Regions from separate parts of the Mus musculus genome. Here region 2 is linked to region 1. Evidence: chromatin loops called from intact Hi-C (ENCODE). Cell type or tissue: left cerebral cortex. All regions are shown on one strand. Links, peaks and the distances in the headings refer to the core of each region. The heading gives the core; the rest is flanking DNA.

Region 1 (16,205 bases), core at 3,677-8,676:
AGGGCTTGGAGGATGCTGCAGGGGCATACACACACATGCTGAAGAATGTAGCTTGCTGTCTTTATGTCTGGCTGCTCTGAGCTCTACTGCCTAAGGGAAGAGCAAGGAGACCCTGATCCCTCAAAGGCTTTAGCTGGGAAGACTCAGAAAAATGCCGAGATTTTGCAGCCGGCTCTCCAGGTCGCCCTCTCTGCAAAAGCAGATACAAGAAAATGTTCTCTCTATACATGGGTGGCTCATAGCAGAAGGCTCTGCTTATCAGTGCCAGGGGACAACAGGAAGCAGTGGCCTTCAACCTTCCTAATGCTGCGGCCCTTTAATACAGTTCCTCATGCTGTGGTGACCCGCCCCCCCCCCCCCAGCCATAGAATTATTTCATTGCTACTTAAAAACTGTTATCTTGCTTCTGTTATGGACCGTGATGCTAACATCTGATATGCGATCCCAGAGGGGTCGAGAGCCACAGGTTGAGAACTGCTGGAATAGGCACAGAGTGGGCCTCCAGGGCTCCCTCCTTATCAGCCGAGGGGACTGGACTGGGGGATAGTGAGGTTGTTGACATTTTCATCTCCCTTCACATGGCCAGGCTATCTACATGAATTGTCTTGGTTTCGGAGTGTGGGTTAATAAATTAAGCACCAAAGGAATCTTTTACACAGTTATCGTGTGCACGTGCAAGTGTGTGTGTGTGTGTGTGTGTGTGTGTGTGTGTGTATGAATGAGCCTAGCTACAGCTATGACCACACATAGTTTTGCCACCTTTGAAAAGTTGCCTCTGGAACAGAAAAAGAAAAACAAAGAAAAGATAAAAGCCAAGTATGCTGGCTGACTCTAATCTTCTCCCTAAGGAGACAGAGGCAGGTTGCTCTTTGTGAGTTGTTTGAGGTCAGCCTGGTTTACACAGGGAGTTCCAGGCCAGCCAAGGTCACTTCCTGAGACACTGCACCCTTGCAAAACCCCCAAATCAGAAATAAACAACGACAAAAATGTAGACAAGAAAGTTGGCAGGAAGAAACCAGCTGCGGTTCTGTGAATGATCGATGGTGTCGCCGATGGTGTGGTAGCCCTTCTTCTGATGTGAAGGTCCAAATCATTTTTGAGTCGGGCTCTTCCATCTGTCGTTCTTTTCTGCCTTTTGCTTCACAGGACCTCAGCTGGACCTCCAATATGGGTTGAAATTTTCTAGTAGCCAAGTCACAGCAAGAAAAGAAAAGTCCAGCATATTAGCATCAGGCGATGCTTAGTGGAATGTACTTTCAATACAATCGGGTCACTATGAAATCACTGTGAGTTTTGACTATTTCATGCTACCTCTCTTTTCGTAATATGTCTGGAGACCCAGGTGTGCCCCACATTTAAATCACAACCTGGGGCACCTCAGCTGACTGCCAAGGGGCTCCTGCATCGGCTGGGACTCAAGCCCAGCTCAGCTTCTACTTCTGCTATACTCCCCGAGCTTTGGACATCAGGGAGTGAGAACAGCAGGTTCTGTCTCTCTCATCACCTTGTTGTTTTCCAGAAAAGGCTCTTGGACCTAAGAGCTGTCTCAGTGGGCAAAGTGCTTGCCATAAACGTGTGAGGACCAAGGTTCGAATTCCCATAAACCAATTAAAGCTGAACATGTTACTCCATGTTTATATCCCTGGTGCACCTGCGGTGAGACATGGCCACAAAGAAGGATGAGGTGGGAGGGGAGACATGACACCCAAGGCTGTCCTCTGGTTTTCATAGGAGGACCGGGGCATGCGTGTGCCGCATTCACATAGATAAATGTTCTGCACACACATGCATGTCTGTGTATCCTAGAGACACACAATTCCTCATAAAAATACATAATTTAAAAACTAGAAATGTAAAAAGAAACATTTAAAAACTGAAGATGAAAATAAACATGGCTGGAAAGATGGCTCAGTTGGTAAAGTGTTTGCCAACTGAGTTCGATTCCCAGCATACACATAAAATGCTAAGCTTGTGGCTTGCTCCTATGAGGCCAGTGCTGGGAGACACAGCCAGAGGGATGCCCTAAGGCTCTCAACCTAGCCTACTGGGCAAGCTCTAGGCCAATCAGAAACTCTGTTTCAAAAATTGTGGACAGAGCTGAGGACTGACCTGAGGTTGACCTCTGTTTCCCCCACTGCTACCTCCAAATTCCAAATGACACTGATGGAAAAAATAAAGCTGTTAGATGCAGCTTGGTCCAGAGACAGTCTCGACCACAGTCACAGAGTAAACCAACATTTGCCTAAGAGATAGAAAATGCTTGAGCCTTGTCCTGGCAAGGTTTTCTAAAACGCATTCTCCAGGTAAATAACACATCTCTGGGAGCACATTAATGTGGCACATTGCTAAGGCTGGGCACTGTATCTCAGGGATCTAAGGACTCTCTGGGTCAGACCATTAGTCCCAGCCAGCTCTCCTCCAGTTGGTGCTGAGCTCCAGTCCCCCAGCAGGCAGAGCAGCTGCCCTCCTCTCCCTCCAGCCCCTTTCAGTACAAAGGACACTGTATCAGAATTGAAATCTGCCAACTGGAACATTGCCTGCTCTGGTCTGAGACTCTCAGGTGTGAGCAGCATGCTAAGGGGGCTGAGAGAAAGAGGGGAGGGTGAAGGAGAGAGGAGTCCCAAGGCAGACTTTGCAGTGCCCGGGCTCTCCATAGCTCACCATCTATGAGGATTCTGCACCGGCTTGGCGGTATCATCCAAGGGAGCAGCTAGGACTCTATTGTGAGGCTGGCTCTGACCATGCAACTGGGCACCCCAGGGTAAGGGCTTCATGGAGAACAAAGTCCCACATAGGACAAATGGCATGTCTTCTCTACGGGGACTCAGAGGGGCTGGTGTGAGGTAGACAAGAAGCGAAGGGGATGGAGAGAAGGGAGGAAGCCAAGCCTATTGGCTAGAACAGGCATGGTGGGTCTTCCTGTTGTTCTCTGGCAGCTTCAAGATGAACGGTAGATCAGCAAGTGGTGTCTGGCAGCAAAGCCAAATGCAGGCCACCCTCAGCCAGCGGCAACCTTGGTGGGGTCCTCTGTCTTGAGAAACAAATATTCTAGAAAAATGTGTGGCAACTATTGAGCCACGAGTTTCTAGATTCCAAGGTCCTTGAAACCATTTGCCTTGTGGTCACTTTGGCAATAAGGATGGCTTGCCACCTTCTTTTATTAAGGATTTATTTTAATTATGTGTCTGCGAGTCTGTGTTTGTGCATGCGTGTTGGGTGCAGGTACCCATGGAGGCCAGAAGAAGGTGATGGAGGTGGACTTACGATGATTGGGTACAAGTTGGTTTCAAATGGTGGGGTAGCAGGCCCTCTGCAAGAGCAGTGAGCATTTTAAAAAATTTTTTAAAGAATTATTTATTTAGCCAGGCAGTGGTGTCACATGCCTTTAATCCCAGCACTTGGGAGGCAGAGGCAGGCAGATTTTTGAGTTCGAGGCCAGCATGGTCTACAGAGTGAGTTCCAGGACAGCCAGGGCTACACAGAGAAACTCTGTCTTAAAAAAAGAAAGAAAGAAAGAAAGAAAGAAAGAAAGAAAGAAAGAAAGAAAGAGAGAGAGAGAGAGAGAGAGAGAGAGAGAAAGGAAGGAAGGAAGGAAGGAAGGAAGGAAGGAAGGAAGGAAGGAAGAAAGAAAGAAAGAAAGGAAGGAAGGAAGGAAGGAAGGAAGGAAGAAAGGTAGAAAGAAAGAAAATTATTATTTTATGTATATAAGTACATCGTAGCTGTCTTCAAACACACCAGAAGAGGGCATTGGATCCTATTACAGATGGTTGTGAGCCACCATGTGGTTGCTGGGAATCGAACTCAGAACCTCCAGAAGAGCAGCCAGTGCTCTTAACTGCTGAGCCATCTCTCCAGCCACCCCCAGTGTGTGTTCTTAACCACTGAGCCATCTCTATAGCTCCCTCTTCTTACAAGATGCGCCAGTGTCCAGAGCTCTTGGGGATGAAAATGTGACTTGCCTATCTCCAGTTTCACATTTTGACAACATTTCTGACTCTACTGTGCTGTCTCTTTGTGGGTCTCAAGGCCTGGGAAACGAGGAGTTCTTTATTGAAGAGAATGCAAGCTCCTCCTTGGTCAGCATGGGATGGTTCCTTGTGACACATCCCAGGTTTTCCAGTCCCTGGCCCACAGGCTCTGGGAGGACCCTTTCCCCTGCAAGCTCATGGTCTCTTCACCTACTGGTGGTTTCTTCTCATCCTAACTTCATTTCTCAGCAATGTGGCAGTGATAGGGTTAAATCTCCTCTGAGCTGGGATGGCCACCCCATTTCCTTTACATTACTAGTAATGTAAACCATTGAAGGTGTTTTTTTCTCATACCATAAGACAGCTCCCCCAAACAGAAGTGAGGAAATGTGTGGGCCCTTGGCTGATTAATGTCTGCAAAAATTTAAAACTAACAAACACTTAGAAAGTAATTGAAGCAACAAGATAATGCTTTCTATGTATATCACCCAAGGCTTTTGGAAATAATAGGGCCAAGGATTGGCAAAGGTGTGGGACGATATGGAGCTTCGGAGAGAGGAGGTGGAACCATTCTGGAACTCCAAATAGTCTCACATCTCCCACAGAGTGGAAGATTAAAGGACAACCCTGGGGGTGGGAGGCAGTAGGGAGAACCCTGAGGGACAGATAGACCACATTGTCTGGGCTTCATTGAACATATGGCTTTGTGTTTACATTTTAGTTTCTATTTAGAATTTTAAGTTAGCATACAAAGCTGTGGATGTCATCATGATATTTTTATACATGTGTCACAAAGAGGGGATGAATAATAATAATAATAATAATAGTTTTTATTATTATTGTTATTATTATTTTATAAAGAAAGACTCATTCCTTTAGTAATTACTTGAAACTGTGAGGCTCAGGGGTTCTTTCTCACCCACCAGCCTCTTTTCTCAAATCCATTTGCGACTTTGTTTTCTGGAGAGGATTAGGTGTTTCTAAAGTTAGGGGATTAAGCAGATCCATGGTGATAGAGACTCTCTTCTGAAACTTAAGATGGTGTTGGTGTGAAGCCAAGCAGAGGTTTATATACTTGAGGTGATGTCTCATGTCCTGTGGTCCCTGGGGCTCAGTTCTGCAGGAAAGGGGAAATTCAGGGTTCGGAGCCCCAGTGAAGCTACAGTATCAGAGAGAAAGATTCCCAGTAGGTCCACAGATGACAGCTCACACATGGCGCTCTCTCTAGCTAGGTAATGCCATGGATCCACACGAGGCCATACATTTTGACTGGTGCTGTGTGCTGGGTCTTAGGGGCAGCTAGTGGCATCCTGGCTCCCCCTACCTTGTCTTCTTGATTATCTGTTGAAGCCCTATCTGGTTCCGATTCTCCCAGAACTCCTGTTTTCATCTCCCCAGGGCCTCTGCTCTTGAGATATCCACGAACTCTTCCTTCCTAGGCTTGGTTCATGTCACAGTTCTGTTCTCTCTCTCTCTCTCTCTCTCTCTCTCTCTCTCTCTCTCTCTCTTGCTCTGAGTTGTCTTTTCCTAGAACCTAATTCATCTGGCACATCGTGGTCCTTTGTGTATCTCCCCAGCTAGGATATAGCTCATAAGATCAGGGTTTATCTTGGGGGTTCCCTGGGGAGCCCCATTACTGACTATACTTGGGGCTTCTGAGCAGGTCATCTGGCCAGAGTCACGGCCAGGACATCGGGACACTTCTTTTCCCATAGGAGGATCTTCAGTTTGCACGAGCATCTTGTGTTATGACCCTTGTGTTAGGAACCCACCATGGTGCTGGTTGGCAGTGAAATCCTAACAATAAGCAGCTACTCATTTGTTAGACTGCCAGTGTGTGCAACAGCCCAAAGGCCGGTATGAGTTAGTGTGGTCCTTGAAAGTATGATACAGTATGAATTCTCCAGCCTGCTGCTACTTTAGCCTCGCTGACTGTGGCTGCTTCAAAGGAAACCACTGCAACTTCCCTTGCGAATAAGCCACAGACCAGATGGGCTTTTGAACGTCTAGTGTGTTCTGGGAGCTCACTTTTAGATCAGTGGTTGGGTGAAGCTTCTGTAAAACAGGAAGAAGTTGGTATCTTGGGCCTGAAGACAACAATGGTCAGGCTCACAGGCGAAGGATGCTTCTCCTGGGAAGTAAGGGAACAGCCCTCTAAAAAATGCATAGCCCCAGGCCAGATGGAGGGCAGAGTAGTTAGGATGGGCACCAATTGGGGGCTTCTGCAGAGCCTCCTATCACCTGAACACAGTCTCTGATGGCACAGTCTTGGGAACTGACTGGAGCCTGGATGTGGTGGGTCCTGCCTGACCTGAGATGTTCTGCCTCTCAAACTATATCCTGGAAAACCTTTTTTTTCTTCATAAAGTACCCAGCACCAGATGTTTCTGTTATAGCAAAACAAAACAGAGCAAGACAGATGGTATATCGAATGAGTGGGTCTCTGAAATAGACTAGCTGTGTGATCCTCCTTAAGTTTCTTAACCTCTCTGAGCTAGCCTCTGGAAGAAGCCTACAAACAGACAGGTCCGATGACAAATGTGTGGATGTTTACAGCTGATTGTCACTGTCTGGAAATACAGACTCAGCAATTCTCAGATTTTTTTTCAGCCTTTTTTTGGGGGATGGGGGGCAGAAAATATCAACCCTTATTTTCCCCTATTTTCCTATTAGATTTCTTTATCTTTCAATATTGGTCATGATCTCTAACCCTTGAAAACACATAAAACATGTTGGGCCAAATGCAGTCGTCTGCCACCATGCGGAATGCTTTTACTCCCTTGTCTGTGGGGCACACTGGGGGAACTGCTCTTCACTAAGGCTCTATGGGCATGCCTATGTCAGCTTTCAGAGCCAGCCCAGTGACCCTGCAGGAAGCAAGAGCTGCATGCTTATTGCCAGTGCTTCCTTCCAGACAGCCAGAGCAGGGATTTGGTGCTTACCATTGTCTTCTTTTCCACCCGAGACCTGCTTGTAAAGGGGGCAGTTTCAGAACTGAGCCAGGCTTGTCTCTAAGCTGGCTCCTCCGTATCTTGTCCAGGTGAGATGGGTAGGGTCATCCTCTTATCCCAGGTACCGGGAGGCATCGCTCTGAGTACTGGGGCTAATGGACTTAGTAGAAAAGGGCGTTCCTTTGCGATGGGACAGATGCCCTGTGAACAGCCTGGGTGGAGGAGGCTACATCAGGGAGACGGAGACTGGAACTGATTTTTTATTAGCCTAAAATATGGTGGCGGTCAAGGTGTGGGTCATGACGCTCACTTCTGCTGGAGAGAGCAGGAGGTATTGGGGACATTAAATCACTTGATGGTATAGCATAGCCAGAAATGAGGTATGTATGTGTGTGTATGTGTGTGTCTGCTGAGAGGGCTAGAGATCTCTTAGGTCCTTACGGAATCTTTTCTGGCCTCTGTCCATCAGGATCTTTGCTTGGTCCTGGCTGCTTTGCTTAGGGATCATGTGGGCTCTTGGAGATGTCTGCTGTAACTTTCTTTTAAAAAAAAAACCACCTTATTTTTAGTGATTATCCTAAATGCTTTAATCTCCCCTTTAACCCACCACTCACCAGAGGTAGTGAAAAAGAATGGATATGGGGGGTAGGGGGAGTTATGACCTGTTTCAAAAGGTTCTTTAGAGCAACTCCCACCTGTGTTGTCTGTAAATCGGCAGTTCGGTTCGTAAGTCAGCAGTGGCAGCTCGATCCACTTGCAAACACTTCACGGATACATCAGTTCCTTAGAGTCAGGATAGCAAACAGGAATCAGCAGTTGAGGCAGAGACAGCCAGGCCTCACCTTCAGCATGAGTTGGCAGGAGAGGGACCAGGAGGAACATCAGGAGAAGTTCTTGGCTGTGCCTCTCTCAGGGAAACGAAGATCAGCAAAGACTCGAGACTCATAAGCTCTGCACTGCTAGCTCTATGAGCAAGCCAAGCTCAGCCTCTGTCACTGTCCCTCGAGTCCTATTTATATTCTCCAAACATCACATGTTCTCTGCCAATCAGCTTGAGGCTGAAAGCAGCAAGAAACTGTAGCACACTACTGGAAGTTTTTTGGGTGTGTTTCTCTCTATGGAGTCCTGACAAATGAAGCTCAACTATGCACCGTAAGGCAGAACAATACATGGGTGCTGTTAGCAAAGAATCCTTCATCACGTGTCCTTTCACCTGTGTCTGCTTCAGCTAAACATTCCTTCACATGTTTGCCCCAGCAAAACACCATCTGACCGACTTTTCAAAGACCTCTTAAGTTTCCACTTCAGTCTGGTCCTGATTACTGCTGTTGAAGAAGTAGCCTACTGGGTATTTGTGAGCATCGCCTGTGCCTTGGGTGGTCTCTCTGCATTACCTCATCCAAGGCCATCAGGGAGCCTCATCAGATGGCTTCCATGGGGAATAATGCTGTGGTTGGTGGGATATAGGCCATAGAGCATCATGCACCCACCCTTTCAAGCTTCCAGCTGGTTTATACTGAAGCTATATGTATGCTCATCTTTTTTTTTTAAAGATTTATTTATTTATTATATGTAAGTACACTGTAGCTGTCTTCAGACACTCCAGAAGAGGGAGTCAGATCTTGTTACAGATGGTTGTGAGCCACCATGTGGTTGCTGGGATTTGAACTCCGGACCTTCAGAAGAGCAGTCGGGTGCTCTTACCTACTGAGCCATCTCACCAGCCCCCATGTATGCTCATCTTATAGCCACTAACTCCAATCTCCAAAGACATTCACCAGAAATGCATACAAATGTCCATAAGATATACATGTATTCAAGAATGTTCTTACTAACATTTAAAAAGTTTTTTAAAAAATAGTTAAAAATTAAAATCTTAATTTTTAAAAAATTAAGGTCTTATTATGTACCCCTAGCAGAACTGGTATTTATTATGTACTCTAGGCTAGCCTCAAATTCATGGCACCTGTCCTGCCTCAGCTTCCCCAAGTGCTGGCTTTACATGGGTAGACTACCACACATGTCTATAACATCATTTTAAGCATCTATCTATCTATCTATCTATCTATCTATCTATCTATCCTTCTATCTATCTATCATCTATCTATCTATCTATCTATCTATCTATCTATCTATCGTTAGATTAGCATAAGGAAAGCCAGTTACCCATCATTCTTAGTGGTTAGACTTTGGGAAGGGAATGGGTCTTTCTGAGTGCTGATGAAGTTTTTCTCTGGCAACAAAGATGGCTACTCACTATGTATATCATGTACCACATCACCTCCTCAGGGACAGTTTGCCATACCAGCATCCTCATCTGCTGGCTTGCCTGAAGTGGTTATCTTGGGGAATTAGAAAGGCAATGTTGAAGGCTGAGGTCTAGAAGGAGAGGTAGAAAGGCTGGTGGAGCCTTAATGGAGAGTGTCATTGTGTCTAAACCATTAATAAATTCTCTCTGGAAGAAGAAGTGCCTTTTAAAAATGTCACTTAATGTTTTCAGGGCCTTGTTATCTGTGGAGAGACCCACAGAGGCTCATCTTTTACAGTAACAGAGATTTAATTGATATGCCTTCCTTCTCACATTAGTAGCTGGTGAACTCCAAGCTTAGCTGTACCATGTAGCAGCAGACCAATGTCCTAGGTGTGGAATTCCAGCTGTCTAATTTCCTCCTCCCAGTCTTACTGCATGGGTATTTTATCACAGGTACCCTTCAGTCCCTTTTAGGAGTTAGGCGTCATTTATGTGTTCTCGTGTGCAGTTTTGGGTGACAACCAATGGGGTTACATTTCCCGCAGGGATACAATTCCTAAGTCCACAGGTCATGCTGAAGTCGCAAGGAGTGAAAAATTAATCAGGAGTTCTCTTAGGCAGGTATCCTGAGCCTGTTCCCACCAGCAGAAACAGACACAGGACGCCAGATTCTTCCGTGGTTAACTTTACTTCAATGACATGGTGAGGTAGACAAAGAAGGCTCAGAAAGTGTGTGGCTTAAATACTTTTTGGTGACGTGTCTAAACTAGGACTGGTAGCAACACCCATGATTCTCATGCACCCTAGGGATAGGCTAAACGCCCCAGGGGTTGGGCTAGTGCCCTGGGGGATGGACTGGTGCCCCGGAAATGGGCTGGTGACTTTTGGCGGGTTTTTGCTTTTAGCACATGCGCATATAGCTTGTTCTTTGTTTAGGTGGCATAAGGCACTGCGGAGCCAGCGCCATCTTAAGATGGTAAATGTTATTGCGGCTCTCCACAGGCAGGAGCTAAGCATCTCGAGTCTCAGGGGGTTCCATGGCCAGCTTTCCCAGGCTTCAATCATGTCACAAACATGTGCTTTTCATTTATGTCATTACCTGCTGGGAATTTTTAATGTGAATGGAATTAAACGATGTATGACATTTTGGGCCCAGGGTCCTTCATCCCAGAATGTTTTTGAGGATTTTCTCAGAGTAGAAGGATATTGAGGCTTAGAACTGCCTTCCTCCCTGTTGCTCTGGGAAGGCAGACTGTTGTTTGGGCAGCAGTGCCCCCTCCCCCCTTCACATAATGGTATTTCCGATTTAAACGATCTCATGCAAATTGCCAAGAATAGAGGGTTACATGATTTACTCATGACCACACTTAGACTGGTGGGACTAGACCTTCAGTCTAGGCTCTCTGGGTTGTGATTATCCAGATCCACATCCAGCGTGATGTCTTGGCATCAGCTCCTCTGGGCGGATGTGGCAGGAGATGGTCAGGACCCTGGACAGAGCCAATAATCCTCGGAATGGGAGTTGAGAATTTTGTATATCATACTGTATTTATACCACATTTCCTACCCCTCCTACTCTGCCCATGCCCTCCATTTCCTCTCAAATTCATGACTTCTTTACCTCTAGTTATTATCATTATGCGTGTATGTATAAATACAACCAGCTAAGTCTGTTTAGTATTGCTCATATGTACATGTGTTTAGGGCTCACTTACATGGGATTGGATAACCTATCAGGGGGCTTGTTCCTGGGAAAGGCTAATTCTCTCTATCTCAGCAGCCATTAATTGCCCATAGCTCTTCATCTGAGGGGTCTTGGGAGGTCTCTCCTACCCACATTGGCATGTATCGTCACCATGCGGGTCTTGTTTAGGTGACCATACTGTTAAGATTCTATGAGCACAGTTTCCTTGTCACATAGAGAAGATGTATCTTGAGCGATGGGGTTGGCATCCCACAGTCAAAAACACTGACCCAGAATTGTTTCTTTCTAGAAGAACTGCAGGGACAAAAATGGAGAAGAGACTGAGGGAAAGGAGGTCCAGTGACCAGGCCAACTTGGGATCCAGCTCAAGGGAGTCTCCAAGGCCTGACACTATGACTGATGCTATGGTGTGCTTACAGGCAGGAGCCTAGCATGGCTGTCCTCTGAGAGGCCCAATAAGCATCTGACTGAGACAGGATGCAGATACTTACACCCAACCAATGGACAGAAACCGTGGACCTCTGTGGTTGAATTAGGGAAAGGCTGGAAAAAGCTGAAGAGGAAGGTAACCTCATAGGAAGACCAGCAGTCTTAACTAACTTAGACACCTGAGAACTCTCAGACACTGAGCCACCAACCAGGCAGCATACACTAACTGGTCCAAGGACTCCCTAACACATATACAGTAGAGGACTGCCTGGTTTGGCTTCAGTGAAGGAAGATACACCTAACCCTAGAGAGACTTGAGGCCCTAAGGAGTTGGAAGGCCTGGTGGAGAGGCGGGGTTGAGGACATCTTCTTGGAGATGGGGGAGGAGGAAGGGGATGTGGAATTGTGGGAAGGTGGACTGCAGGGGAGTAAGGACTGGACTGTAAAAAATATAAAAGAAATAAAAAAATAAAAAAATGGCATTTACTTGTAAGAAAAATGTATAGAAAGAAAGAGAGAGAGAGAGAGAGAGAGACAGACAGACAGACAGACAGACAGACAGACAGACAGACAAAAGAAGCCACAGTCTCAAAGTAGACATCTTGCTCTGCTCCTCTGGCTCTTGCAATCTGTCTGAGCCTTAGGTGGAGGGGATCTGTTTAGGATGCACCAACTGGGGCTGGGCACCTCACGGTTAGCAGATTTGTTCTCTAAAATTTGATCACCTGTGGCTTCCTTTGATGGTGATAGATCTGCTTTAGAAAGGGGCTTCGTGATGAGGGTTGAGAGCTACACTTATCTGTGGTTGTAAGGAAGTGCGTTAGGAATGCAGGTGGGGATTATGGGGGCTTCTCAACTGCTCGCTCCTTTGCACATCACATCTCTCTTTACCACCCTCCACCCGTCTATCTTCAACTCCTCCCTTTCCCTAGCAGCTTCACCCTCCCTGCCAATGTCACCATGCTGACACCACTTGCCAATTCTTCCCAGAAAGAATGAGACCGCAAGCACAGCCCAGTGGTCACTTTGTCATCGACGGTACCGTTCTTCCATGGCATTATTAGACTAGACTTCATGCTGTAATGACACAGTTTCTATTTGAACCCACTGGGGTGGCTCTTTCTAATTTGTAAATCATTACACGTGTTCAGCCATGAGAGTGAATTCAAAACTTTTGCAGCTCTTCTTGGATGAAAAAAAAAGGTGAATATCCTTTAATGAAATACACAAAAATGACCAAGTTCAGAATATAAGTCCAGTCTCCTTCGGTATGCCATTCCAGTCCTTCAATCAAGTATCTCTTTGGAGGAGAAGATGTTACAGTCAGGGATGGACAGACAGATGGCTCCGTTGGGGAAGGACTTGCCATACAAGCATAAGGACACGTGTTGGATTCCCAAGAACCCACATAGAAAAACCATCAGAGTAGGTCTGTAATCCCAGAGCTGGGACCGCTGCAACTCTCTGGCCAGCCAGTCCAGTTGAATCAATGTGTGTTAGGTTCACTGAGAGGCTCTGCCTCAGAAAAGACGACACCCAGTAGCAATTTTGTGTTCTCCACCCACATGTGAACACACATGCCCACAGGCACGCATGCATGCACATGCACACTCACACATATCCTCCCGTAAAAATGTTGCATCTGAAAATTTGCATTGCCATAGCTGACCTCTTTCAGGCTCCTCCTGAGTCTTTGCTGTTTAATCTCTTGTAGAGTCCTTTTCCATAAAAATCACCGTTTAGACTCACTTGGCTCTTAGCCCTAGATGGCCAATGTAGAAACTGCTTGGGTCAGTGAAGTAGGATGCAGCCATCGACCATGAGTTTGGATGTATGTTCATCTTTGATTTCATGGAAGTGAAGGTTCTCCCTGAGATTAGCTTAGCTCCCATTCCCAAGCTGTGCCTGCCTGCAAGCCTCTAGCTTGGAGTAACTGTGTAGCCTTCTAGAATCTTCTAGTTAGACATTTCTGGGCTTGCAACCCAGGAGCATGTAGTTTGGCAATAATGGGTCAATCAGGGTGGGTAGGGTTGGAGTTAGAGACCCATAGTGCTTGGTTCAAACCCTGACTGATGCTTACACGATGAAGAGACTTCTTACTCTGGTTGTTAGTTAACCCCCTGTACCTTTGTTTCTGGATAAGGGAAGTGAGGTGCCACCTTGCAGTGCTGATGTAGCAAAGATTTGGGGAGCTGGGGAGATTTTAGGAGGAGAAGGAGAAAGTAGCCAGCTCAGAGCAGTTGTTACACAAAGTAAGTCCTGTGTTCCTGGCTTTCAGGGCCTCCCTGAAGGTCAACAATACAATCTCTCCACCTTTGATATCTATAGCATCCCTCCTTTGTTCTCTATCCAGCGTTAGACATGTATGAGAAGTGTCTCTTGGGTCTATAAAGTGTTGCAAGGAGCCTGGCATTTGGCTTGCCCATGGAAGCATTCTGTGCTGGGCCTTAGACAGAGGCACCACTGCTGGGCTGTGTGTTTGCCTTGCTGCTGGGGTGCCCGAGTGCTGCGTGCAAGCTGTCCAAGGGAGGAAGAACACAGTCTATAACAGGGGTCCTCAGTCCGTGTTTTCTCTGGTGGGAAATGAGTTCTGGGATGGTTGCCATGGCTCCCAGGCTCCTGTATACCCAGGCACTGTTGGGAACATGGGTCCATGGTCTGGGCTTTTCCCTCAGGACATCTAAGTACCAGGCAGGAAGGGGAAGGCAGAGCTTGGGACAGGGACGGGACCTGGTTTGGTTCTGAGTGAGTGCCAAGAGTATGGAGGGGCTGAAAGAGAGGAGGCCTCTTCCGGGAGATTTAGGCATGGCTCTTAAAGATGGAGTGCTCCTCCCCTGCAACCACCCCACCCCGAGATCCTTGATGAAAGAGATGGTCCTTGCTTGTCCAAACTGCTTTATTTGATGGCAAATGTGAATGCATACACCTTACTCAGGGTGAACCAGGGATTAAATACCCTTTTTAGGAACGGATGCCCAGGAAGGGAAGCTCATTGACTAAACACTCGGGACCTATGTAGATACCTCATTAGCACAGAGAACTCCAGGTTTTTATGCTACCTGACTGATTGCCATGGTCCTCTCAGTGGGGCGTCATGGTTACATGTTCCAGATCAGGTAGTTTGGCAGGGAGCTGGTTCCATTGGTGTTGTTCTCAAATCTGAGGTTTCTGGAGGTCTGAGCCTGCTCAACCTTACCAGTTCTGTCTGGTTGCACGGTCCTCTTGCCCCACACACCATGAGATCTTTCATGAGTTCCTGTTCCTCGTCCTGACTCTGAGGGCCTTCCTTGCTTTCTTCTCTCACTCCACATGTATCTGAGGAAGGCTACCTGTGACCTCCCACATGACCAGCTGCATTTCTGCCCCTGTCCTAGCTCACCCTCATGAGGCTGGGACAGGGGCTGTGTCTAGAACACGTGTGTGTCAGGCACCCACTGTGACCAGAGTCTAGAGGAGGCAGAACCCACGAGTTTTCCAGGAAACTTGCTTCCCCTGTCTTGCCTCAGTTTCTCTGCTGTCTGTGTTATCCTTGAGGATGGGAGATAATCTAAGCCTGTTTTTCTCCACCCCTGACATCTTCTTGGCATGCTTATGCTCTTTGGAAACTGGGAAAACTGCTTACCTCTCCATGCTGTGCTAAGAGGAGAGCTCAGTCAGGGAACCCTAGACTGGGTGTGCTAAATAACTGATATGTCAATGGCTGAAGCCCAAGATCAAGGAGCTGGTTTGTTCTATCCTATTGAGGTTCCCTTCATGCTTGCAGGTGGATGTGTCTTTACATGGCAGTGTGTAGAGTGTGTGTGTGTGTGGGGTGCAAACTGAAGAAAGAAGGGAAGAGAGGGAGAGGGGGAGGGAGAGAGCGAAAGGGAGGGGGAGAAGGGGAGAGGAAGAGGGAGAGGTATTTGCATTATTATAATTGATTGCATGATTGTAAGGCTATCTTAGTGATCTCTCAAGAGCCCTGTCTATACTTATTGCCATATTGTCACATTGAGGCTCCTGGGTCTACATTTGGAGAGAATACAGTTCACCCCGCAGGAAGTGCCCACGGTCACATCAGGCTCAGGTGCTCACCCCAGCACCCTTTATCCTTTCTCCCTGCAGCTCCTGCCCAGTAGCTGTCTGTAACACCCCCCCCCCCCCACACACACACACACTCATCAGTATTTGGATTCTGTCTCTGTCTGACATCTCTAATAAAGTGCCCCACTTTCAAGTCAAATCCAACCAGTAGACGTGTCTATTCTGGGAACAAATATGCTATGCATGTTTTTATTTGAGTCACTAGACCATATATCAAAAGATGAGTAACCCAAGAGAGAAACCGTGGTCACAGCTGCTGAAGGCACAGCATCTCGGGTGACGTCGGGCACCCTTCTCCCTCAGTGGCTCCTACACTTGGGGCTGTGCTGCAACTGATCGAAGTGAACACACACCATTCACCACCACTCTAGAATGTTCTTGCATGTGGACCAAGCGTCCTACATGTCCCTTGAGGGCATCTGAGATTCAGGCGATTGAGCAGGTCTTGGCTCACACCTTCATCTTAATTGGAATTCCACCCCCCCCCCCCCATAATTCTCTTAACACATCAGAAAAACATCAAATCAGGCTTTTTCCTCCTGGGCATATCAATGATTACTGAAGGTTTGATAAAGCCATTCTGCTTTTGCTTGGAGCTTTCAGGATTGGATTCCCAGAGGTCTCAAGTCTAGTCCTGAGACCTTCTGACCACTTACCTGCAGCTGCACCTCATAGCTGTGTGCCCATCTGCATGGCATACATAGATGGTAATTTCCCATCTGTAGTGTAGACCTTGGGGCTCCCCATACGTGTCTCATGTGGGGGTGCTCCCTTACACACCCTCAGCCTGCTTATCCTGAACCTGCTCCTCTGTTGGC
Region 2 (16,205 bases), core at 6,086-11,085, 48 kb after region 1:
TCTCACATGGAATAGGGACACTCAGTTGTTCAAACAGCCTAGGTGCAGATAAAAATCTGTCTGCTTTTCCAAATCAGAGTCTATCAGCCAGAGGCAACAGGTAGCTGACCTTTGAAGCCCCCTTTCTAGTTAATAACGGAGTCTTGGTATTAGGTAGAGATTTCATTAAGCCACTGTTCATGGGGACTGTCACAACCCTACCGCCTGTCACAACAAATTGGCCATCATACCTGAGAAACAATATTTTGCCAGGATATTATTCTTATCTTCCTCCCCGGGGCTGGGAGGAACAGGAGCCTCTCATCTATTCATTGCAATTTGGAAGTCATATCTGCAGGCCGGGTCCATCTGAGACAGATAACGAGCCTGCAGAGATACAAATAATGTCTCATAAGGGCGACAGGATATGACTCCTCCACAGAAGGCTCCCTGGGAGCCTGGGGTCACACGGACTGAGTATCTATCAGATTTGAAAAGAAACCAGCCCCACCTCTTTGCTTCTTTGCTTCTCTCTCTCTCTCTCTCTCTCTCTCTCTGTGTGTGTGTGTCTCTGTCTCCCTCCCTTCCTCCCTCCCTCCCTCCCTTCCTTCCTCCCTCTCTCCCTTCCTTCCTCCCTCCCTCCCTCCCTCCCTCCCTCCCTCCCTCCCTCCCTCCCTTCCTCCCTCTCTCTTTCTCACACACTCTCTCTCCAATCTCCTTGATTTTTTTTTTGTGCCTTTATCATGGTCTTTAGTTTGAACATATGGATGCTTCCTTATCTGTGGGGACATAGGAAGTGAAACTGAATAAAATCAACTGCCGATTATATAGGTTTTTTAGAAATGATGGCTGTTACAACAACAACAACAACAACAATGGCATTAGGGAGGGTGGTGGAAGGTGGAAGTGGAGTGGAAGGAGACCATGAACTCTTCCCAAGTTCATAGTTCTCTTGCACTTGGTCCTCTCTGGATGACACAGTCTGATCCCTGCCCGTGCTGATGGCTGCCTCCCTCACACTGCTGGCTCTGTAAACACAGAGCCAGCTCAGAAAGGGAGCTACTGTGTCTGGGGAGCCCTTGACACTGCCATCCTAGGATGGAGGTAAATGAAGAAGTACACAGCAAAACATATCAGCCCCAACAATGACCATCACCTAGAAGGGGCTCAAAACCTCTCACGGGTTTGCAAGGGTCCCCCCAGGCCATTTTGCATACCTGTCATGGTATATGAGTTTGCTCCCAACCCTCTTGGCACCAGCATGGGACACAGGTCCACAGTAGATAGTATCAGGATGCGTTGGTCCATTTGTTGGGTTTGGCGATGAGACGAACATTCAGGTTCCCTGGACAGGTCATCTTGTAGCAGAAGTTCAGCGATCACTGGGTGAACCCCAGAGCTGGGGAGCCAGGTTGGCACAGAGAACAGGTAAGACACTGTCCCTCACTCAGCCTTTATCACAGTGCCTCCAAGAGATAGAGATGGTGAGTTCTCACTACGCACTCCTATCCCTGTATCATTTGCTGAGTAAATTATGACCATGGCAGCCAGCCCTCCTGGGACCTGGGACATAGAGTCCTCCTCTTTATAGCCATGACCAAGGAGCCTGAGGTTGCGAATGGGCTAAAGGTCCTATGATGTGAGTGTAATCACATGGAGACTAGGCTCTCCAGAGCCTTTCTGTGACCTTTTCAGAATACCACGTTCATGGCTGCAAATTTTCAGTGTCTCAGGCCACCTGTGCCCTCGTCCTTACTATCAACAGTATATGCAAAGGTTTGGCCTCCCAGCTTTCAGTCCTGGGTCTGTTTCTGGGGAATGTGCTGGTTGGCACATTCTTTGCTGATTCCTGCCCTTGCCATGGAAGTCTAGGCTTTTGTTGCTTTATGTAAGGAGAGGTGGGATGCGCACGGACCAACACTACACACAGACTCAGGAGTGCAGGGGCCCTGCTGCTGTTTGTGCTACTGGGGATGGAAAGCCAGGACCTGGTACATGCTAGGCAAGTGCTCTGTCACTGAGAAGCGCCTGGAGCTTTTGCAACGCTCCTCTCTTTCCCTAGACACGCCCCGGGATGTGGACACGTGCCTGTCAACATCTCAGCCCTGATGAGTGTCACACTCAGGGCTCCTGTCTGAGGCCCTGCATCTCCAATAGTTATTAGAGTCTCATTTAAACTAATCTCAATAGCAGGAAAAACAAACCAACAAACAAACAAACAAGCCCCAAGACTCTGCTTAGCTCCAGCCCACACTTATTGTCCTGGCACAGGATGGCTTCTAGAGCAAGTGACCTGTGCCCGTGTCGTTTATCCCTCCTGTATGCATGTCTGTCTTGAATCTGTCATTGCATCTGTGGCCTGTTCCTCCCTTCCTGGCAACTGCCCCTGCAGGTGATAGGTCTTTTCTGTTCTGGGGAGCACTTCTGTTCTGGGGAGCACTGTGGGCTTCCTTGGGAGCCATAACTCTTCCTCTGCGCTTCTCCATCTGCAAGGCATCCTGTCTCCCACGAAGGTCACACTCCCTCCCCCACCCCCAATGTTGGCAGTGGCCCCAAAATGAGCCTCACTTGAGCTACTGCTGAGATTTTATTTTATTTTATTTTTTGAGACTCTGGAACTGCCAACGTGGAGTGTTAAATTTAACAGTCTATTCCAATCGCCCAAATGGCCCAGCTTGGAAGTGGCCCATGAAAATGAACTCCTGAGCAGCATCCAGAGGCAGAGATGGAACCATTGCTGCCAAGTTGGTCCGGCCTCCCCAGCCTGCCTGTGTGCTTTGTTGATTGAATCCTGACGGTTGAAAACTGTCTTTGACTCGATGACAGAGATATTTATAAAATCTCTCCGTTCCCTGGCTGATTTCTTCCCCACCCCATGCCCCATTTTGTTATTTCTTCTGTTATTGTTGCTGTTTTGTTTTGAAAGGAACAATCTCAAGTGTCAATGCGGGAGCCGAATTCAATAACTGTGTGATTAGCGGGCCGGGTGCTAGCGGCTCGCCTGGCTCTTAGACCCTCATTGGGAATCTGTGAGAATGAGATGCATGGTGAATGAGCTTTTTGGAAATCTTGGGCTTATTCTCCTTTGAGTCTGGGCCATGGAGCCTCAACCCAGCCCACACACAATCTCACAGTGGCAGAGATGAGGTAATATTCATTTCTCACCCTCCGCAGTGCAAAGTCCAGGCTGATACTCTCTGGAAATGGAAACCCCGATATGAGCCCAGCTGGGCACATGGCTTCCTAATTAGAGCAGGTGACGAGGCAGGAGACTAGAGTGCCAGGAAGCAAACCCTTTCACGAGCTGAAAAATGGGGCCCTGGGGGTGTGGCTCAGTTATTACATTTGCCTGGCATGTGCAAGGGCCTGGGGTCAACTCTCATCATGGCATACATGTGCTGTGACGGCACGTGCTCATTAACCCAACACGTGGGAGAAAGAAGGAGGAAAATTGCAATTTTGCCTTTGGCCATGTGGTGAATTCGAGGCCAGCTTGAGCTACACAAACCTTGTCTCAAAGAAAACAAAAACAAAAACAAAAACAAAAACAAAAACAAAAACAAAAAAACAAGAGAGAATGAAACTGAAGAATACTTGGAGCCACTAATGGGCCCAGCTTGGTTGGACACCCAGCCTGGTGAGGTAGGAGCCTGTGCTCGCTTTTTGCTATAACCTCAGATACCCCGAGCCTCAGTTCATCCATCTTTGGTAGGGAGCATCATATTCTTACCAGTGAGTGATGGCATTTATCCTCCAAACAGAAAACCCAGTGGGAAAGTTTGTCTGCCTAGATTATTACTGCAGTAGGACTTTGGATGTGCTTAGGACCAGGACCTTAACCAGCCACCACAGGCACAGCTGAATTCCCAGATGCCACCATACTTTGTTTCTCTCTGCCTTCCCCTGGGCCAGCTTGGCCTTTGGTTTTCTGTAGCCTTTCCCCTCGTGGTGGTAAGATGGCTGCAGTTGCACCAACTTCTCCTCTCAAGTCCAAAAGGAAAGAGGCCTCCCATTCCCCCAGGGTCTCCCAGCACAGGCTCCCAGCTGGGATTGGGCTCTGTGGTCATTAGATAAACTAATGGGAGAGAGAGTCTGAGATTGTATTTATCTCTTCAGTAGAAAAAAAAAAATCCAGGCGCTGCTCTTTGGTGAGGGGGCCATTAAGACAAATATAACATGGACTGTCACTATGCCAGGGTGTCAGGAGGAGTGGGGACAAATGTGATTGTGTTTTAATTTTTTGTATGAATCGTCCTTTGCCAGGCAGGGGCAGTTTCATGTGAAATTTCCTCAGTAAAGCTAGTAACATGTTTTCTGTGCGGTGTGACTTTAATTATGGGGGAAGGGGGCAGGCCCCTGCTGTGGGCTGGAGGTGTAAGACCCCTCGCACCAGGGCACCTCCTTCAGGCCAGGGTGATCCAAGGAGGACTTGAAACTTATGCAGGGTGGTGCCACATCTCCCAGGCAGGAGGATGGACTAGAAGAGAGTGCTCTTCAGGCTTAGCATGGAGAGCCCGGCTTCTCTGGTCGGTCGGAACACACCGGGTCCCTTCTCAGCTGCAGTGGCAGAGCTGTGAGCCTCGTGCTTAGCTGCCCAACGAGATGCTACCCCAGCCCATTCAAGCTGTCCTCACAGGCACATGCTCTCTCCTGGGCACCATTACCATGTAAGAGTCCGATCTTTCTCTGCCTGACTCCCCGCAGATCGTCAGATTCAGCCAAATCAATCGTCGCCACCTGGTGCAGCTCAGAGGAAGACCTGCAGCGTTTACCCTCTCCTGGGAAATCAGGACCACATAGCACACTCTGGTCTTGCTGATTCTGGCCCGGAGTTCCTCTTTCCCTGCCTAAATGCTTTCTTTTCTTTCTCCACCACCACCAGGCTCAGGTTGAAGCTAAGAAAGAGCATGAAGGTGCTGTGCAGCTGTTAGAGGTGAGCACAGGTGGGCGGGCGGGCGGGGCTGGGTCGGCAGAAAGTAAATGGTCCCTGCCGCCTGTCAGAAACTGGATGTGGCCCCAGCACGCCGCCACTCACATTATCCTTGCAAGCAAGCTGTCTCCTAGGCACTGTTACCACTTCTGTCCTTCCCACTGAGGAGACAGCACCGAGCACGGAATCAGCTTTTCCTCAACCTCACAGCCTGGGTCAGAGGTGGGCTTTGGCTAGCTGTTCTCATCGAGCCACAAGGCGGCGCTTTTCCTACACTTAATGTTGGGTTGTTCCTAGGGATGCCATCCTCTAAGGGGTGGCATAGGGGGACAGTGCCGAAGCTTTGCGCTCCTGCTGGGGAGACACTTGCAGGATCGGAGAAGGGGGGGGGTCTCAAACAGCAGTTCCCAACCTTCCTAAATGCTGGAACCCTTTAATCAGTTCTTCACATTGTGGCGAGCACCGCCCACCCCCACCCCCCCACCCCCGCCCAGCCCCTGCAATCATACAATTGTTTTTGTTGCTATTTCATAACTGTAATTTTGCTACTATTATAAATCATAATGTAAATATCTCGTATGCAGGGTATCTGATATATGGCCCCCAAAGAGGTCACAACCCTCAGGTTGGAAACCACTGGTCTAGGAGCCAAAGTGGTTAATGCTGTACCAGCCACTGATGGGATCTTTGTCCCTGTGGAAGTGGCCATCTGAGCCACATGTAGATCTTCCTGAATGGTCCCGAGGATCTGGAAGCAAAACAGCCACCAGGTCCCATCATCTGGGGTGGCACACAGAGTGCCTGCTCCTGGTCTGTGACTTTGGTCCTGGGTGGGTCTTCTTAGAGAATGGTAGATAGGTAGAGGGATGGTGAGAACTCGGTGTCCTTGGGGGGTCCTTGCCAGTCATTCCTCATGCAGAGTGAGTAGTTAGCCAGCGGTCACGCTGTGAGGCAGGCAGTAGTGAACTGGACAGACTGTGTAGCTCCCCAGGCTACCTGCTGCCAGGGAAGGTAGGATTTCCATGGAATCGTAAAATGACCCTTTCCCCAGGGGAGGAGCTGCTACTGCTGAAAACAGAGTGTGTGCACATCTTATGCCACCCCTTGGAATCTATAGCTCCCCCAGGAAAGGTTCTGTGGTCACTATCCCATGAGCTGATCTTGATCGTTGGAAATTTCCCATTAGTTAGATCAAGAGGGATATGTGTGTCGGATGCCAGAAAAACGCAGGTCTTGGGAGAATGGAACGGGCCACCTCCAGATGGACATCTATCTTCCTGGGGGACAGTTTAGTCTCACCTCCCCTGGCAGGAAAGAGTCCCTTTCTTTAGCTGCCCTGAAATGTACAGACTTGGTTGCCTGTGTCACTCCAGTCTCCTGCTGAGTTATCACTGCAGCTGGTAGCCTGTGTTTTGAGCTTACGCCTGCTAACATCTACGACACAACATGCCTTTGTTCAGAAGCTGGGGTGGGCCATTTATTTGGCCATGGGCTGTCCTGAGCACTGTCTACTTCATTTACACCATCTCTCTGTAATTGTCTCGTCTGGCTCGCCACCCAGAACACCCTGGACTGCATGCAGGTATTCAGTGTGGCTTGTCCTCTCGAACATGTGCTCTGTGGTACTTTCCCTAGGCGGGCAGCTCTGAGCCCTGGGTCTGCTCATCCTCCTCCTCTCTCCCTTCTATGGAGCACCTTGAGGGTCTAACACTACAAAGGGACCTGGTGTGGGTGTGGACCAGGACTCCGCAGCCTGGTGCCAGCAGAGGAGTGGGCATAGGAATACGAAAACGCTTTCTTGGAGTGCTGAGCTGACCCTGTGCACACATCTCCCTGCCGCTGGCCAGTGGTATGAATTCAGATGACCATGGGCGAGAGGCTGGGACTGCTATTCCTTGGGGTTGGTTTGTGGTTGGGAGGGACTGGCAGTATGCCTAGAATTCCATTATGGGTCATCAGAATTCATTCTGGCTCCTCCTATCCATCCCGAGCCAACAGCAAGCTCCTTCCATAGGGGAGAGCCACTCTGCTTTCTTTCCAATTGTCCCCCAGTGTGGCCCCTGGCTCAGACCAGACACTGGTACTGAAGTCAGAGAGGGGTAGCTTCCCTACCTGCCAGATGAGGGGCTTTCAATGCTAGACTGATCATCATGGCATCTCTGGGAGCTTGTCACAAGTCTCGATCCCCAGGCCCAGGAAGAGCACAGATGGACCTCTGCCTTATGCAGCCTTGCAGGGTCCCACGAGGATGGGGCTGAGCCACACGTAGGAGGTGGCGTCAAGCTAGTTGATGGGAATGAGGGACACTTGAAGTCTTGACCAACGCATAATTGATAAGCCCAGGCCCCGCAGCCCAGCCTGGATCCCATCTTAGCACTGTGGAGAGACAGGGACCAAGTCCCTCACGCTAGTTGTCAGGACCCCCTCTAAGGGTGGGTATCTTCAGAGTATATCAGGCACCCTAGATGTCGCCTGGGTGACCATCTTTAGGCAGCCTGCAGCCCTGAAGTATGAGCAGTGTGGCTGCATTGGAGGCTATGTACTGTTAACACTGAAGCCCTTTGCATACCCACCAGCTCTGTAGATATTTGCAGAACTGATTCCCAGAGGGTGCAGGGGGATGGGGTGGGGAGATTGCCATGCAGGACACCTGAGAGAATGCCAGGTTCAGGAGTGATCGTTCCCATCATTCAGGCGGGGACCCCGAGAGCAAGAAGAGGCAGGGTCCCCAACACACAGACAACTGCGTTCCTCTCCTCACAGTAGGTGAAGTTGGGGTCAGCTGTCTTGCTGAGTTACAAGGGAGCTCTAGGGAATGCTGGCCCTTAGTTCATTTGCTCCTGGCAGGAAGGACAAGTGTGCGTGGTGGCATCGCCTCTCTGGCACTGAGAAATGTCATACATAGCTCATAGCCAGAATGATGTATAGGAAAGAACACAGTGTTTGTGGGCAGTGTCAGGGTGAGAGCAAGGGGTCTGGGCCCTGAGGATGGGGTCATTTCCACAGAGATCTGTTTCTATGGCAACAATGATAGATGAATGAGACTCCACGTGCTTGTAGGTAACTCTGCAGGTGATCTCTGCATGTCCCATTGTCTTTAATTGGAGAAATGTCCTTTACCTTCAAAGCTACCTTAGCTTGGACACTAGCCCAGCATGCAGCCCCACACCTCGGAGGAGGAAAGTCAGAGAAACGCCTGTGGAGGAGGCAGGAAAGCCGGCAGTCACGTCTTGGGATATTTGCCTCTGGCTTTTAAATGCTCCGCTTGCATTTGCAAGCTGCTGCACTTATTCCAATTATAGAACGCTTTGCCATCTGCCACCACCACGGTCCTGGTCACAGCACAGACCCCTCCATCCCCCGCCTGCAGGTGGTGCTTCTCTGAGAGGCTTGGGCTGGCCCATCAGGGAAGAGTGGGTGGGTGTGTCCGTGAAGCTGAGGGAACACACAGAGGCAAGGTTCCCATCATGCAACGGAGAGAGACTCCACAATGCTCCAGATAAACTGAGATAAACACCACGGTGTTGAAGCAGTAGCCGGGAGCAGCACAGGCCTCTGCAGTTCCTTTCAGAGTGCCCCAGGAAGTGGGTGACATACAAGCTATCAGAGCTAACCAGTGAGTGGCCCAGACATGCATTGGCTGCAGCCAGGGAAGGCTGGGGGCTATGTGCACATAGCCTCCTGAGGAGCGATCAACAGGGACACATGGGGACTTGAGGCTTCTGTGGGCTCTTCCTCTTTACGGCTGGAAACTCCTGAGGCCCAAGTTGGCATCCTGCCTTTTCAAAGCAGAGAGAGCAGCCGAAGGCTTGGGAAAGAAAGATAGTGTTCATCAGGGTGGCCTGGCACAACACTTGGATTCTCTGTCTCCTCTGACCTAGAAAACCAGGCCCTTCCACTCCATTTCAGTTCACTGAGGCTCACCCCCAAAGCCAGGCCCACTGTAGCGCCCCTAGTGGACGCACTTTGCAAAGCAAACAATTACCTACACAGCAGGGACATTGGTCTGCTGGCTGCAGTTGGTTCTACCCAGAAGCCCCTGCTCTCTTGAACACACGCATCTCCACCGTCAGGTCCCTGCATGCTTACCAGAGGGAAAGCTGCAAGTCAAACATACCCCAGGCAACTGGGTCTGCTAAACAGTGTCTAGACACAAAGACTGTTAAAAACTGTAGCCTTTGGGGCTAGAGAGATGGCTCAGTGCTTAAGAGCACTAAACTGCTCTTCCAGAGGTCCCGAGTTCAATTCCCAGCAACCACATGGTGGCTCATGACCATATGTCATGGGATCCTATGCCCTCTTCTGGTGTGTCTGAAGATAGCTGCAGTGTAATCACATAAAATAAATATTTAAAAGAAAAATTATCCTAGCCATGGCTACCGTCTCCAGGACAGCAAGCTGTCATTACCCTGTGCCTTGTTCATTCACGTATGGGACAGTGCTCGAATACGTGAGCCAACTCTGTGTTTAAATACCTTAATTATTTTATTTTATGTTGTATAGGTGTTTTGTGAGGTTGTATACCATGTGCCTGCAATGCCCACAGAGGCCAGAAGAGGGCGCTGGACTGATTGGAACTCAAGTTACAAACAGTTGTGTGTTTCTGCGTGGGTGCTGGGAATTGAACCCAGGCTGTCTGGAACAGCAGCCAATGTTTGTAACCACTGAGCCATTTCTCCAGCCCCACCTTTAAACACTTTGAATTTCAGTAACCAATACCATCTTTTTGCACTCCTTGTGCTTAGGAAAAAGTATGGCTATAAGGCTAGCATACAACAGGTCCACGTGTCTCTGGGGCCTCTGGACTGGCTGCTGGCGCCCTCTAGAGGCCAAACTGGGCCATGAGTACCCATAGAGCTAGAGGAATGGGCCAGACCCGATGTCTGAGCTGGTGATGCTCTCTGAATGCAGAGCCCCAGTCAATGCTCCCTGACCATCCCTAGCTTTGGAAGAGTGAAACACTACTTATTCATCTCTGAGGGCATAGCTTCTCTCTATCCGTATACCATCTGTATCAACCTTTTTATTCAGTAATAACTTTGGACTCATTAGAGCTTTAAAAAGCAGCAGGGACACTTTTTATAAGCTCCACCCCTCCCAGGTACCCCGGCCAAAGTATTTTGCCCCATCAGAGCAAGTCCAGGACCTGAGGCTGGAACGGTGCCAATCAGCCAAGCTACAGCTGGCCTCGGACCTCACCACCCACTTGGCTCTCTTCTCATAGTATAGTTCTAGAGTCCCATTGCTGTTGCAGACCTGCATGGTTACAATCCAATGTCTTGCATCTTCTGCCACCAGAGGACACCTACTCATGTTGCCCCTGAATAGTCACACCCTCCCGCAACCTGACGAGCACTGAACTGTTCCCGAATGCATAGCATTGAAATTTTGTGGTGTGGATGGAGAGTCCTCCTGCCTTTCGTTCCTTGGGTCTGGTTATATGCGTAGGATGCTTAAGAGGTGCTTTTTGGAGTGTCAGAGGATACAGGTGCTATCTCCTGCTCACCCTCGTACCCAGGAACCCCACTGGCCTCTGTGGGTACTCATGGCCCAGTTTGGTTACTCAGATGATCTGATGGCTTTCCCCTCATGGGGACATTTGATGCCACTCCCTCTGATGACCCTACCCTCATGTAGGATTCTTGGATGCGTTAAGTAGGAGTGGAGCCGCTAGGGCCCACGGATCCTGAAGTCATCATCCCACACATGGATTCTGCCCTTGGAATCACACTTGTCCTCACAGATCTCCCCAAAGCTCTCCAGGGCCCACCTGTGCCACAGAGCCCAGAGGTTCGGTCCCTTGCCGTCCTCTGAGGCGACTGCTATCTTAAGCCAACCCCATTCAGCTTTTTAAAAAGAGGAACCCTGCTGATTTTTTTTTAATGAATTGAAGAAATTAATTATAGGCTTGGGATCCGTTGTGGTTATTTTTGGAAACCCGTGATCGCAGACATAAATAGCACCCGGTTCTGGATGAAAGAGCTGAGAGACTTAATGCTTATGGCACAAGGAAGAGGGAGAGGAGGGAGAGGAGGAGGAGGGGGAAGGAGGGGAGGATAAAGAGGTGGGGAAAGAGGTAAAGGAGGAGGAAGAAGAAAGGATGCGGAAACTCTGCAAGAGCGGGGAGAGGATGTAGATTAGAAAGAAAAGAGATAAAGAAAGAGGAGCAAGAGGAGGAGGAGGAGGAGGAGGAGGAACCATGTCCACTCCTGAGCCATGGATCAAGCCAGGTAGCAGACTGACTCAGCCATTTCCCCCCTACATTCCCACATGCCTGCAATAAAACAAGAATCTATTGAGCACCAGCTAGATACCTATGTTTGTATCAAATTCTTCTGAGAGCAGCAGGAAGCACACAGATTAAACCCTCTGTACGAGCCACACAGCACTCAGGAACAGCCTACCACACCTGTGCCCAAGGAGGGAGCTTGCTGGCTGCCCTTTTCTTCCATGTGTTTGCCTGCCTGAAAGGTTCTTGTCTTTCCCTAGGCGTCATGGTGGTGTTAGCTAATGACAGTGGCGTTTCTAACCCAGTACCACGTAGATACTCCCTGGTGTGGCTGCCAGCTGTGTTCTTCAGGGGTCTTCAGGCCCATGGGATGGACACCCACTGAGATGGCATGGCATGATGGGTTGGTAGCTGGGCTGCTCCCAAGTCAGAACTGTTTCAGCCGTACGCTCCAAATACCAAACAGTCATGCCAACCACAAAGTGCCCAGGCTGCACACAGAGCCTGGAACAATCCACACTTGGCTGGGAGTTGAGCGATGGCAAGATTTCTTGGCACATGTGGCTCCTCATGGTGGCCAACAGCCAGGCTGCCTGTGAGGCTGGGCTCCCAGACGCTGCTGTTCTGTGGAGGTGGAAGCAGACCCTGCCACACACAAGCGCACAGCCTATCATATGCACGCACACTCACATTCTTAAAAGGCACACATGCCCTGAGCACATCTGCACCACTGACTATCCCTTCGTTGATCGCTGTTCTGCCTCTGCTGTGCAGTCCAAGGTCCGAGAGCTGGAAGAGAAATGCCGTGTGCAGAGTGAGCAGTTTAACTTGTTGTCCCGGGACCTGGAAAAGTTCCGGCAACACACTGGGAGTATTGACCTGCTGGGCAGCAGCTCAGTGGCCCTGCTGGATGTTCCCTTGGCCCCTGGCAAGCCTTTCCCTCAGTACATGAATGGACTAGCCACCTCCATCCACAAAGGTAAGTGATGGGTGCTCCCAACGGTTCTGGGAGGGTGCCTGTGGCTGAGAGTATAAGGACCTACTGCAGCAGGACTGTGGACAACCCAGGTTGCTCATTCGTAGAGTGGTTTGGATACTCCCATTCTCCCTGTGTTGGGGGAAGCATGTTTGTGTGGGTAAAGATGCACATGCAGGTGTGAGTACATGCATGTAGAGAGCAGAGGTCAACCTCTGGTGGTGTTCCCCAGGAACCATCCACCTTGCTTTTGTAAGTCAGGTATCTCATTGGTCTGGGGTTTGCTGATTAGCCTAGATGAGTATGAATGAACTCTAGGGATCTGATGGTCTCCGTGGCCCCAGGGGTGTGCTGGGATTATGGGGTATGTTGCCATGTCTAGCTTCTTGCATGGGTGCTGGAGACAGAAGTGAATTCCTCATTCAGGTTTAGCAAACACTATCAATTAAGCTATCCTCGAGCCCCTCCCTCCAGATTAAAGGCTCATACTTGTAATCCAGCATTTGAGAGACTGATGCCAGAGAATTTCAGCTACTTCCGGAACAGCCTTGGCTATATTGCAAGACCCTGTCTTAAAAACAAAACCCCAAATTGTTGACTTCTTTTAATTAAGAGAGCTGAATGCCAGACTTCCTTTTGTAGCTGTATTAAGATAATTTCCAATCTCTCCTGGTCCTTATCAAAATGGAGAAGTGCTTCTGGTGCTATTATTATTATCATTGTTGTTGTTATAAAACTAGGCAATGCTTGTTGTTCTGTGTCATCATCAATGGGGTTCTTCCCCTCAGCCTCTCAGCTTTGAACCTTTCCTTCTAACTCTTGCATTGCAGAGACTGACAAACAACATCAGTAGCTGTTGCTATGAGAAACAAGATGGATGGGATGGGACAGCCCACACCCCTCTCTTTGTTTACTGAGCCTTGTGCACCCAGGAGGTGTCTGGGTGCCAAGGCTGTGAAGTCTGTTAAATGACAGGGTCCCATGGGAAGCCCTGCTCAGATGCAAGATGTCAGATAGGCTATAAGGTGGCCTCCAGCCCACACGGATGCGTGTAGGTGGATGGTGAGCTAGAATGAGGCTGGCACATGGATAGCTGGGCTCAGTACCAACTGGAGAACATATTCAAACTGTGAAAGGCACAAACCAGCTTCTCCCTCCCCACTCCATAAATGTACTGGGATCCTAGCTGCAAGGGAGTCAGGCAGATCATGCCCCCAGCATGGCAAGATCCTAGGAGGTCATCTGAGGCAGAGCTGAAGGTTTCTTGTGGGGACCAATCACATGGCCACCTCTACCTGGCACGTGTCTAGTCCTGACTCAGAAGGAATGCAAGTGGTTGGCACCAGCCACAGGTGTGCTCATGAGGCCCCTCCCTTTCTGAGACTTTATAGACATTTCATGGCTGCTGTGTGAGAGGCTTATGATAGCCCCTGCCCCATAATGTTTCAGTAGGTAGTTAAGTATTGCTGGGAGAGACATTTTCTTCTGTGGTGTAGCTGTTTGCAAGTGCTCCCTACTCTTCTAATTAGCTCTATTTAAACTTGTTGGCTCATCAGGACAGTCCCTTAAAGATGTGTTCATGTGCCCCGGGACCCAGAGCATAGGCTTCCTGACTGTGTTTGGGAAGAGTATAGTGTGATTAACTGTGGGTGTAGAATTGCATGGCAGGATCTAAACCTATTCACCTGGAAGCCCAGGACTTCCCACTAATGCTTCAACATCTTCCTACTCTCTTGCCCAGCTGGTCAGCCTTTACTTCTCTCTGCTGTGACATCATCAGAGTCCACATGTGACTGGGCCAGTTTGGTCTGCATCTTCTGATGCCTGGATTATCTTATTTTATATAAGGCACTCCAGGTTTTTCCATGCTAATGGGAGTGGTAAAATTTTCCTCTTGGACAGGTTGCCACTTTTTAATTTAATTTAATTAAAAATTTTAATTTATTTATTTTTGGTCAAAGTGATTACGAACTTTAACATTGATATGATCAGAGAAACAGTTATCATGCGGGGGGGGGGGGGGAGAACTACAGTGTAGCCTGGGTACAGCTTCACTCAGGTACCCTTGATGATGTCACAGAAAGTCCAGACTCTGACTCTCTGTATTATAGTGCCCGGCTCTGTGGGTACACTCCTCCTGGTATCAGGCTGTGTGTGTGGGGTATCAATAGGCCTCACAGCCCCTCAATTTCAAGCCAACAGAAGGGAAGACCCCTGCACTTAGGACACACTGACCCTTTCTGAATGGACCTTCTTGTGTCTCAGATCACAGGTCACCACCAGGCCCTCAGTACAGCCAGCCTGTATGCTGCCCACAGTGAGACCAGCCTGAGGCAATTAGTATGTGGGTGGGTGGCCTGCCTCCTTCCCTCATCCATTCCCCTGTTCCCATCCAGGTCACGAGGGCCCCACTGGACACTACTCTGTGATTGGTGACTATATTCCGCTGTCTGGGGACAAGCTGGAGTCTCCGTGTGTGAAGCCCTCCTTCCTCTTGCGATCCAGCAGCCCAAGATGCAGATTTGAGTCCGAGGTGAGTCCTACCTAGTCAGCTCTAGGCTGTATCTGGGAGGCACCTATGGCCCTGCCTCCTCCTTTTGCCCACTCACCTTGGCCCCTCCATTGTTCCTATCGATTTTCCACATCCATCCTTAGTGACTCAGCAGGTGCCAGAAATCACTACTGTTTACAGGCAGAGGAGACTCGGGGTCTCAGCACTGTATCAGCATCCAGTCAGCCAGGTCCCGGGTGAGGGTTCTGAAGACAGCGGCAGAACAGGGTGTGTGGACTTGTAATGGCACAGGGAGGGGCTGTGAAACCAGGAGGGCTTCTCGGTGGTGTCACCGAACGTCTGAGACACCAGGAGCATGGTTGGCTGAGTGGAGCTGGGAGATTGGGGAGGAGGGGATAGATGTGGGCTTTGGTCCCTTGCGTGCTCCTAGGAAGGAGTGGCATGGCTTGGTTGGCACCATGAAGGGGAGCACTCTGCCTTCCACACAGAGAAGGGATAATAGGGGGAGCTTGCCTTCCTTGGGACACTGTTACTCAGTCCCCCTCTCAGCCCTCTGAGAAAAGACCACATGCCCCTGGGATTATTGCAGTAGGGAACTCTGGGCACAGCGTCCTTAAGCTCTGCAGACCCCGAGACAGCAGGGGAAAGTGTGAAATGAAGGCTCTCCTGGTGGCTCCTTTACTGTAGCTCTCCTTGGCTTCCTGAATGCCACTTGGAGATGGCGAATTCGGCCCTCCATAGCAAGAGCCCTCTGAAAGCAGAGGACATGGTCACCTCTGCCTTCCATAAGCTACTTGGCGGCATGGCATTCGGGTGTCTTAGTGGGGTGGGGGTGGGGGGCATCCAAGTCTCTGCCAATGTTTAGTGTAGGATTCCCAGCAGATGTCTGTGGAAGTGGATCCCACTTCATAAGCCTTTCACGGGCTGGGGGTGGGACACGGAGTCTTTAGTATCAGTCAATGGAAACCATGATCACTGCTCCACAGATGGACAATGACCGGAACTCTAACAACTCCAAGCAAAGCAGCTCGGGGAAGGTGCACCTGTGTGTGGCCCGCTACAGGTAGGAATGTGACGCCGCCCCCACCCCAACCCACACTGAGTGCTGGGGCAGAAGAAGCTGGTGAGAGGCACGGAATACACAGGCCTCCGAGCTTCTGTGAGTCAGGGTCTCAAACTGAGCACACAGGGGCTCACTTCCTCGCATCTCCAGATGTCAGCAGATGCACTGAGGAGTCCTGGCCATGCTCCAGGAAGACTCAAAGAGAGGGTGTTGGGGCCTTCTCAGGTTCTGGTGGCCCCAGTGCTCCTGGCTGTTGCTGTATCTCTCTAGGCTCTGTCTTTACCTTCCCATGGCCCCCTCTTCTGTGTGTGTTATTGTGTCTTTTGCATTCATGTCTACCCTGCCTAGTGAGATGTTTTCTCACTTGGGTGCCTCACTGTGAAGGAGGCCACATTCACAGAGACTTGTGACAAGTCTTTATGGGGGACACCATTCAACCCACAACAGGTGACAAAACAGAATGTCACAGGGGATATGCTCAGAGCCTCCATTCCCCCATCTTCTAAAATCTAGCAG

Evidence for each region. Hi-C counts contacts between places; a loop is a spot of excess contacts. Peaks named below come from ENCODE experiments on the same cell type or tissue, not always from the same donor. Only the 100,000 strongest peaks of a DNase experiment are listed, where the experiment ranks them.
Region 2: it touches region 1 in a loop (2.0-fold over the local background); 5 of 42 quality-filtered maps call a loop at or near these places.

Annotation. Positions count from the first base shown.
Region 1 is chr5:128,847,441-128,863,645 of GRCm38, reverse strand. The region is part of intron 1 of Rimbp2 (RIMS binding protein 2); the gene reads left to right. Among named protein-coding and RNA genes, the nearest start is that of Gm34057, 37 kb to the right of the region's middle. In left cerebral cortex, for the core only: no CTCF peak of the experiment used is centred there; DNase peaks (open chromatin) are centred at 4,531 and 5,908.
Region 2 is chr5:128,802,269-128,818,473 of GRCm38, reverse strand. It overlaps Rimbp2 (RIMS binding protein 2), which reads left to right. Exons shown (of 21, transcript NM_001378900.1): 5 at 4,862-4,912; 6 at 11,913-12,117; 7 at 14,511-14,647; 8 at 15,613-15,689. Gm34057 (a long non-coding RNA gene) reads right to left here and starts at 343. Exons shown (of 3, transcript XR_003955996.1): 1 at 231-343. In left cerebral cortex, for the core only: CTCF peaks have their summits at 8,875, 9,529 and 9,730 (motif pointing left); DNase peaks (open chromatin) are centred at 8,821, 9,496, 9,730, 10,751 and 4 more places; H3K27ac peaks cover 3,979 bases.